Linked DNA regions of Mus musculus: region 1 is linked to region 2. The links are chromatin loops, found by intact Hi-C in ENCODE. Cell type or tissue: heart. All regions are shown on one strand. Each heading gives the region's core, and the rest is flanking DNA. Links, peaks and the distances in the headings are about the cores only.

The links. Peaks named below come from ENCODE experiments on the same cell type or tissue, not always from the same donor. Only the 100,000 strongest peaks of a DNase experiment are listed, where the experiment ranks them.
Region 1: it touches region 2 in a loop (2.9-fold over the local background); 2 of 42 quality-filtered maps call a loop at or near these places.

The regions. Positions count from the first base shown.
Region 1 is chr1:50,629,135-50,634,529 of GRCm38, reverse strand. No RefSeq gene overlaps it. Among named protein-coding and RNA genes, the nearest start is that of Gm28321, 180 kb to the left of the region's middle. In heart, for the core only: no CTCF peak of the experiment used is centred there; no DNase peak of the experiment used is centred there.
Region 2 is chr1:50,694,038-50,699,432 of GRCm38, reverse strand. No RefSeq gene overlaps it. Among named protein-coding and RNA genes, the nearest start is that of Gm28321, 120 kb to the left of the region's middle. In heart, for the core only: no CTCF peak of the experiment used is centred there; a DNase peak (open chromatin) is centred at 2,312.

The DNA of each region.
Region 1 (5,395 bases), core at 80-5,079, 65 kb after region 2:
GCGATGGACTATTTTAGGTGTGTAAAAGTAATCTGGCCTCCTGGAGTTTATCTTTTATCTGGATGCCTGTCTCTTCAAACTTTCTGTCTGTTCTTTGTAAATTGAGATATTTATTGACGGTGATATTAGCTGTTAGGTGGTTGGATTTTATTGGCCTTCACTGTATAAAAAACAGTATACTTGATATCTTTGCTATACCTTAGTTGGTTTTACTCGTGGGGTTCCTGACACTTGGCCTATTGTGCCAAGAATGATGTGGTAATATCTTTTTTCTGTCTGTTCTGAATTTCAGGGCTCCAAGGTTGATATCAAAATTATAAAGCTATATTATGAGAGGAATATTATAAATGTATTCAATATTATACTATTTAACACTGTTTCTAAAAACCTTAAGTGAGTTCAGTCAACCTTTTCGTAAGAAGAATGAGAGTTAAAGATTCTGTTTTTCACAATTTTAAATTCTAACGAAATGAAAGGATCAGTTGCTTGATGATTTGTGAGGTGTTTGCTGTGAAGACTCTATGGCAGCTTAGGAACAGGGGCTGTTTTCAGGAGACATTGTTTTAACTCCTGGAGCCTGCCAGCAGCAAAGTCTAGGGCACTAAGCAGGACAGGCTTCCATTGTTGTTTTTGAATGTGCTCTTTTGATTGTAAAATCTCTTTGATTCATAGAAATTAAAATGATATAACATTCTAAACCTAACAGTATAGGGTAATTATTTACTGAACTGGAATGCATGCAGCCTGACTATTCCTGCAAGTACAAATCCAGGAACCTCTGCAATTGCTTGGCCTTCTCCTATGTCAATATCTACTTCACTAAATATAACAGGTTACTACAATTTGACAATTTATAATATTTGTGAGAAATATTTTGAACTTAAAAGATGATGAAATCATGTAGTTTCTTAAGTTAATTATAGAACCAATCTTAGAAGTAGAGCTTTTTGGGTTCCATGACATGGTCTGTATATCTTATTTTAGTACTATGTACCTATGAGGGGGTGGTAAGACACTGAACCCCATTGACATTCAGTCTCCCCACTTCTAAACTATTAAGAAAGGCAGATGATTTTTCCCTCACACATTTATCTGTAGCAGCTCCAAATACTTTCTATAGAATTCTGTAATTGTTTAATATTACATGAATTCCATAAGAGGGGAGACTATATAAGCCTCTCTGGTCATATCTGCTCATTCAGTTCAATTTGTCAGTCAATAAATCACATGTTCAAAATTTATTGTTTAGGTAAACATCATTTTACAAACTGAATATTTAAGTAAAGCAAAGCAAATCTTGGACATAGTGAAAGGTTTCAATCTCTTGGATCTAGCAAATGTTTATTGTTGAATTGAACTTGGATTGTCTGACTCACAATTCAAGCAAGGTTCAACTGAAAGCTGATATTCTGCAGCAGAGTTCTGGGGATGATTTCTGAGACTCTACATGAATAAACACATGTGAATGCTTAGTAATTCGCCAATACCAACACTTTCAACTATACTGGAGGTTTAGTAGAGCTTTCCACACTATAAGCATCTGCTTTTGTGCTTGAGAAGTACATAATGGTTGTTCTCACCAGCAGCCTCTGGCACCCACAGATTATTTCTCATTGTCTCTGAATGCTTGCAGTAATTACAAAGAAATTTTAGAGCCTCAGACAAAATACTTCTCTCATCTTATGCTTTATATAAAATTACTGTGGAGAAATAGATAAAGAAGGAAAATAGGGAAGAGCTGGAGGAGTAGTGTTCCCCAGGAAAGAGCATATCAACTGGATAACTAATACCAAGTGGTCAGCCTTCACAGCTTATATACATGTAACATAATACAGACTAAATAGGTTGCATTTATGTGTTTAGGAATATGTATATGTTGCTACATATATGCATACAACAATAATTAGTATAAAAAGATCATGAATAGGAGAAGGAACAAGGAGAGGTATATATATAAAGCTTACAATGAAGAAATAGAAGAAGGATAATATGTAATTGTATTATAAACTTAAAATAATAAAAGAACTGATTTTAGAAGATGTCAAAAAATTATAGAAGTTATAGCTCTTTGTTTTGTCTGGACATCTGGTCCATAGAAATGTCTGATTTAGTTAAATCTCTCAGATCATTTAGGACATTTCATTGATCTAATAGGGATACTCTCTTCAGCAATTAATGCTAGTATTGATTCTGTCTTTAATTACATTTCATATATTCAGTCCTTTCATGTCTATTAAGTAACAGGCTCCTATAGAAACACCGTATACTGGTAAATTTTTATGATCTTGAAAGCAGTATACTATTTTGAGTATATAATTATCATTGTTAATGATGTATTACTTATCATTCTAACAATTTATACATTGATATTTGTTATAACTCTATGATTCTAATGACAATGTGTTTATGTATGTATAGTTGACCCAATTTAGTTACATGTCTGATATTCCACAAAGTGTCTACTTTCTCCTCCAAAAATGGATCTAGATATTTCTGTACTATCATGAACAAGATTTAAGTGAATATATTCAAAAATATTTCCCATGATATTTCTTTAGGATGTGAAGACATGAATTGTCAGTGTTTGATGTTTCATCAGTACTTCACACTTAACTTTTTAATTATGCCAATAAAAAAGTTTAAAATAGAATAGACATGAGTAATTAAAGAAGATATGAATTTAATTGTAATTTTCAGTTCTAAATCTGTAATTAAATTTGTTTTGTGGTCTTTAATTGCATAAACCATTTTCAATAATGAAAGTAAAATTTAATGTGAAGCCTTACAGTTTCCATTCCAAAAAACCTATTTCTAATGAATACAGGTTCCTTGTGTTGTATAAATTTTGTTGTGGTTAATTTTGGTGTGTGACAATATTATTTAGTTGAAAGTTTTATAAGATTAGCAAAAATTGTATCACTTTTTATTTAACACCCTTTCACACTTCTGGTTGCTGCCATAATTAAGTATTTATTTACTTTTTTTGTCCTTTAAATTGCATGTGCTAAGATGTCAGTGAGAGTTGAGGCTCATGATGGTGATCTTGCAATAGGAGCATAAGCTTGTGGATCAGATTTTCACCATCTTCAGTCATATAGTGAGCTTGAGGTTAGTCTAGACTACTGGAGATCACATTGCAATTACTTTACATTGTTGAGTGTCAAATGCACTTATTTTAGACATTAGAAAGATCTTCTTCCAAAATATCTTTCAAATAGGCACATTTTATATTCATCTTTCTTTACATGTCTATTAACAGTAAAGGAGCTTACATGAGAGACTTTTACGAAGTAGTAATCTGAAATAATTTAGGAATACAATTAGGTATCTGTAGTTACTGTTTAGTGTCTCTGAAGTTATTTCATGCTTTTAGTTTGAAAATCTATTTTACCTTTCTGTGTACTGGTTTTCTAGTTTTGCCTGCTCCAATGAAGTATGAAATTCATACAGACACAATGCTTTATGTAGTATTACATGGACATCTTCTATTTCTCTAGATAGTGAGTCAGTTACCCAAGCACAGTTCAATCAATAGGTCATTGGTTTCCATGGAACTTTTTTGCTCAAAATCGCTTATGTGAAGTTCCTATAGTAACACAAACTTGGACCTTTGATTCATTGAACCTTTCTCTTTCCCATTGCTATTCCACATATTTGTCCTCTCGTATCTAGAGTATGTGTGTTCACACAAAATGTATTTTGCTTACAAGATTCACAGTGCCAAATTCTTATAAGAAATCAAACTGCAAGAATTGAGTGTGCTGCAAATTGAGTATGAAAGATATGCAAGTACCTCTTGGAAAAGTAAAACCATAGCAATCAAATCAAGGAAATAAGAGATACAAATAAAAATGATCATGAAATGCTCCAGGCACCACACCTCTATAAATAGTGAGGAGAGGCAGCTCATAAAACCAGTGCTGCTGCCACTGGTTTTATTTTGGAGCTAAATAGAAGTCATATGGCCTTGCAACCCAGATTCAGGTTATCCAACATGCAATATTCTAACATGCTAATGGTTTCATGATTTTTACAAATATAAACAGAAAAGAAAATCATAAACTGTTCAAATTCATTGATAGTAATATCAGATTTACCTAAATATTTACAAATATAGTAGAACTGGGTACAAATAAGGTAAGAAATTACTATTATGGAGTCAAGATAACCTAAGAAAATTCATTAATAATGAATTGGCATATTTGCAAGATTCTTGCCTTTCTACCATTTTGGAAAGAATGTGTATCTTTTTAAAATAAGTTTTTTACCCAGTCTGAAGGTTTCTTTATGAGTAAGGAAATAAACATAAATAAACTTACTCATTCAAATAAACCTATAAATAAACTTACCCATTTAAATAACTTGTGAAGGAATGCCTCTCTCAAACTAAGGGACATTTTTAGAGTTTCTTCTACTAGACAGCAACTTTATAAGGTCGTTCTATAGGCAACTATAAGAAATGTTAACACATCGATTAATTCAGGATAACAGCAAAATCAGAAAATGTTTTATCATATATTAGTCTCCTTTGTTCCAAAATGTAATGAAGATTGTCTCTATGTCAAGGAGATGAAAAGGACATATCACAGGGGAGGATTGTGCCCTGCTCCCTCCTAAACCAGCCACATCACCTTATCTGCCAGTATCCTTGGCAGCAGCACTGGTTTTATGAGCTGCCTCTCCTCACTATTTATAGAGGTGTGGTGCCTGGAGCATTTCATGATCATTTTTATTTGTATCAGTCAACCCTCATTAGCCTACTTTCCCAGGACAATAGAATTATAAAATCACTGTGTCAATCTGCCCTATCCTTTTCCACTAATAACTTCTGATCCCAGAGGCGAATTTCAACCAGCTCTGGCAGAATGACAAAGGACTTGCTGTCTCTGTGAGCACAAAGGCACACACAGGAAAGTATGGCAACCCACACACACTTACCGACCCATAACCCTCAGAAAGAGACAGGTTTAGGTAAAAGGCCTGCAGTGTGTAAATCAATTAGAAATATACTTCCTTGGTGAACTTGAAAGTAATCTAATTTAGTAATATGTATTTAACAGAAAGAGTCTGATAAAATATATTTAGTGAAATGCAGATCTTAAACCTTCCTCACATATTAATCTCCCAAAATAGTTTTTATTGGTTAATACATATAATATTTTTTTAGAAAAATTTCTAAAGATTCTATCATGGTTTTGTCTTTAACCATAATATTGAGTTTTTATTATTTTCATAGGTAAAAGGAGGATATTTATACATAGTTCACTCAGTGGCGGTTTTAAGCTATTTTGAATTTACTAACATGAGTCATCACTACTTATGCCTGTCTCCCTCGCACGTGCACTGATTGCCCTCACCACTCTCTTTCGTCTATGCAGTGTTTGTTTCCTTATCT
Region 2 (5,395 bases), core at 108-5,107:
GATATATTCAGAGAGTTAGAGTCTATGGTGCTAAGATTTTATAATGTTAAACACGAAATAGCTTCTAATGAACTTCATTTACATATTATGTAGTTAGGTCACATTAAACGACATTACTAGAAAGATCCCCAAACAACTCATTGCTGACTTTTTTTTTTTTTTTCCTGAGACAGGGTTTCTCTGTGTAGCCCTGGCTGTCCTGGAACTCACTCTGTAGATCAGGCTAGCCTCGAACTCAGAAATCTGCCTGCCTCTGCCTCCTAAGTGCTGAGATTAAAGGCATGCACCACCACCCCCAGCCATTGCTGACTTACATTGCTTTAAACATGGTAAAAATGATGTAGTTCATAAAAAAGTGATAACAGAATAATATAACAAAAAGGTTTTTTTCCTCAATATTAAGATAAAGGATACTTATAGGAAATTTTCTGTTCACTGAATTAGAGATTGTATAAATACAGATTAGATTTGACATTTGGGATTAGCTACTAGAATGCTGAGAATAAAAGTTGTAATCCTTTTCTCTTGTGAATTTTGTGCCCTAGTTGCATCTGTATTTTATTGTATTGTTTCTATTTGATTTCTCCTATTTCTTTTAAATTTATTGTAGATACTTTTGTAATGGTCATATAGTATAAGCAACTTAAAATCATCTCTTGAAATATGACCACACAAATCAAACTAAATAAATGACTTAGTGTTATGATATTTTCAATTAAACTAACAATGTTTTATAGAATTTCTAGTTATTTACCATAAATTTAAATATATTTATTTAAAAAAAATATGTACTGTGTTACCAAAGATTCAATACAGTTCTTCAAAAGTACTTACTGCCATCATTTGTCTCAGTTTTACTGTTAGAGAACTTTTGTTGTCAAGGTTTTTATGTGCTTTCAAGAGTGTAATGGAATAGCTCTTTTAAAATCGTGATGAGATTGTTAAAAATTCACTTATGATCAAGAATAGCTTTATTGTTTAGACTCTGATAATACATACTCAATACATATTATATAACTGCACCCCTCCCCCAATGCTTATTTCTGAATACTCTGGGCCTTTGGGTAGAAAGATTCCTCCTAAATTCTTGTAAACATATGCCTCATTCCTCCCAGATGAGGATACTCCCATGATGGGAAAGGTGGAGATTACACTTAAACAGTTTTAATGTAGGAGAAAATTTATAAGGGAGTTGTAGTATGTAGGTGCATACTGTAATAACGAAGTATTTGCATAGTTGACTGCAGCCTTTATTAAGCAAGGTGAAGAATGCCAGGCAGCTCCACATAATGGATGTGGGCGAACAAGTCACATACTCCATAGTAATGGAACACATTAATAAAGTTTTCACAGTATGTGTCCTTCATGCAGTCTGTGGTGACAAATATCCATGCCTTTATAAACTGCATGGTATTACATTGCTGAGACCTCTGGGACTTGCCTGCCAATGTACTGTCTATCATTTATTTCCTGCTGTAGTGTGTATGCTTTGAGTGATCTTAGAGGAAGGTCACAGCCTGTGAAGTTTTCTTACCAAACATTTTTTTCCTCTGTCTGGGTTTTGAGTTGTTTGCGTTTAAGGTTTATTGTACTTCATTTTAGTGAATGTTCCAAGGAGATTCAGGGTAAGTCTTAGTACCAAAGTCGTCCATCAACTGTTTGCTCTGTTGCTCTTGTGGGGCCCCCCAGCTCCTAGTTCTATAAATAATCGCTGAAACACTGCTTCAACAGGTTTATTGCCTTTACTTTTATCTTGTGCTACTTTTAAAGTTCTTGATAAAAAAGAAAGCTTGTCTCAGACTCTCCTTTAATGCTATTGGCTACAATTGGGTATTCTGTGTTAATGCTCCTGTTAAGACTTGTCCCTACCCCAGTCCTGATCAGAGCTCTTACCCAGGCCCACTCATTAAACTTAAGCTGGTAACTGATAGCTAACTGGTGCCTCACCCAAGATTGCTATACCATGATCTCACCACATGAAATAACCTTGTCTATTTCCAGTTGAATAAGAACGTGAAATTGTCTTTATTTTTTATTTCCAAGATGGTGTTAAACACTGAACCTTTACAGACAGATGGAAACGTCACTCATCATCCCAGGTCTTAATGGTGAGACTGAAAAAGTATATACATGAGGGAGGGAACTCTGCTTTTTCCAGAAAAGATAAACCTATGTGTGTCTATCTAAGGCACACATTTGCAGCAGTGTGACATAGCAGTGGACACTAATAGCAGCTCCTGTGTAGCTTTTCATTCTCTGCAGTATCATTGCCAGTGTGGTATTTTTAGCACCTCACAAAACTGGCATGCTGAGCATCTGTCGCTCCTACTTCACTATCTCTTGGACTGGCTTGCTTTGAAGCAGGTGGGTGCTAGTACAGAACTGAGTAGCAACCAGATCCAGACCAATGCCTCCACTGCTGCCCCACCTCCTATGCTGATATGCACAGGTTTGCTAGCATGTGAAATTGAGCAAAGAAGTAGAAACAAGTATGTCTTATGCATCTTGGCTAGTTTTGAAGTCTTTTGGCTATGAAATATTTAATTTAGGAGAAAGATAACATAGTTAAGTTCTTTATAAGACCCATGTGTTATTGTGTCTTTGAGGCTTTTCTTTGTGTGAAGGCAGGGAATCTGGGTGCCATGAGGCTAGACTACAGTACTTGTGAAGAGAAATCATTTTAAGACCTCAAAATATGAATTCTGAATTATAAGGTTTTATATGTATATTGTGCTTTATACAATATTGTTCTTACTTTCAAAATATTTTTTATTCATTACATTAAAAATGAAGAGTTGTGGAGCCTAGTCCTTATGGATACACTCCTTAACCTAAAAACTCAGGGATCACTGCAGAACAAGGACCAGAAAGATTGTAAGAGCTAGATCTCTGGAGTGTGCTATGAGATGATGTCTCCTAGCAATGCTATAATCTATACATCCACAAAAATCATAAAATCATTGCTTAAACATGAGTTTAAGGATGACAGGACTAGTCATGTTAACATGGATGGAGGAATCTACAACAGAAGAGTACAGCTATGGAGAGAGCAGGAGAAATAATCTTCCCAAGGAAAAAGCCCCGCCCCCCACATAACTGGTTATATAATACCCATTGGTCAGTCTTGAAAGCATATATATTTGAGTACCATAATACAAATGGAGCATAGTTGTGTATTTATATGCAACACTATGTATGTAACAATAATTAAAGAAAAATGAGGCCATGAATTTGAAAGAATAAGGAATAGGGGGTGCTTGGGAGAGTTCAGAGAGAGAAAAATAAATGGGAAAATGATGTAATTATAATAATATCAAAAATTAAAAATAAATACTAAAAATAATTAATCTGAATTAAAATAGAAAAACAAAACAGAATGAATATAGATGAGACATCCATGCACCCAGTAGTTAACTAAACTGTGAAACTGTATTTGATCTACAACTATCATGTTCCTGTCAACTTGTTTATGTGAAAAAAGTTCTTATCAGTTGACATATCTTATTCCATTTGCAATTTAAAAAGTACTGCATGTTATTAAAAAATGTATTATTACCATGTTAGGTTTGTCTTTCATAGAAACTCACTGTATCTTTTCCAGTCCTGTGGCTTATGTCATGTAGACACGAATATCTTAATGTTTAATTTAATGTTTTTAATGTTTGGTAGTATGAGGTATGCAAGTGATTAGGAAAGAGTAAAGAACAGAGAAGGATCCTTTGATTTTTGGCACATGTGCCTGACACTGAGCCCCTGTTGTAAGCCTAGCCTTTGCAGAAGGCTTCTGCTTCTTCACTTCCTGGGTTTCCAGATCTTGCCAATGGGTATCATCCCTCAGTAAGTCTTCTGGTTCTTGCTCTTCCTCTTATGTTGTCAGCTTCCCTAGTCTACATTTTCAGTCAAGCCAACATCTTTTCAATGAGCCCAGTTGTATGGAGCATAGCCACTGGAGAAGCTCCCTATTGCTGTGTCTGAATTTCAGCAGCTTTCCTCTCAAAACCATCCTTGTTCTGGTCGCCCTGAAGCTAAAAATTAATTGTTTATTTTATTTTATCTTACTTTATTATATTTTTACATTCCAGCTATTGACCTCCTATCAGTCCCCCACCCCACAGTTCCTCATCCCATTCTTTCTTCCCCATAACAGGGAGGGGGTGAGAGGGAAGGAGTGGGAGGGAAGGATGAGGGAGGATGGGTCCTCCCAGGCCCTTCCTTTTCCCTGGGGTCTCAAGTCTCTCGAGGATTCAGTGCTTCTTCTCTCACTGAGGCTAGGCAGTCCTCTGCTATCTATATGTTGGGAGCCTCAGACCAGTCCGTGTATGTTGCTGAGCTCCCTGGGGTCCCAGTTAGTTGAGACTGATGATCTTCCTACAATTTGGGTCAGATACCAAGACTGATAAGGTAGACAGTAGAGTGTGGAAAGTCTTGGCATAAAAAAGGCTGCTTGGAACAGTAGGGAAGACATCTCAAGCATGTTCAGAATAGTTTGGGAACAAAGGTTGGCTAGAGGTTTGCATTCCTTCTAAAGGCTGGCTCAGATAAGGGTCCTATTGCACAAAATGGTTTTCTGAGCTTTTGATTTTCACTAACAGATCCAGAGTTAGGAATGTGTAGGTTTTTACCAGTCTAGATGTGTATCTGGTGGGAATAGGGAAAGATGAGACATAGCAGCTGTCCATGGGCAAGTGTCAAAAAATGGAATCAGTTTCTTTATTACTCTTTCCATGGTAGGCACTCAGTAAATGTTTGATGATAAATAATTATACTTTTCATTAATGAATTACTTATGAGAACTTCATATTACAATGCTTGCAGTGAATCCAGAAGGATAGAAATTTTCTAATCCAATTTGTTTATACAAGTCCGGCTTTAGAGAAATCTAGAAGAATGTCATGCTAGACAACATCCTTTAGGGAATAGTCATGTAATTTTTAAACACAGCAATTATCACCTTGGTTCTTTTTACTTGTTTATTAATTAATCAAGATAAAGAAGGTGAAATTTCTAATTTTGTTGCAGTCAAGTCAGCATGAAGTTTCTGTTGAGTTAGTGTTATTATTATTCATGGATGACAGAAGTTTTAATTAAAGGATATGGTTAATGCAAAGAGGAAAAAAGTATGATCGATGCATACTCTATGTTGTTTCAATGTGTCCAGTTATGTGGTTTGGACAAGGGTGCCTATGTATGAATAGCTTACATTAAAAAAATTCATTTGTTCTCTTCTGATTTTCTTTGTACAATTTTCTTGGAATAAAATCTTCTTTTTACATTTTTCATGAAAAATATGTTCCTATTATTAATATATATTGATTTGTTTAGTGTCTTACAATAATATAAAAACATGTAAACATTCACTTCATCTTACAGGAGAGAAATCTACCACATTACCAGT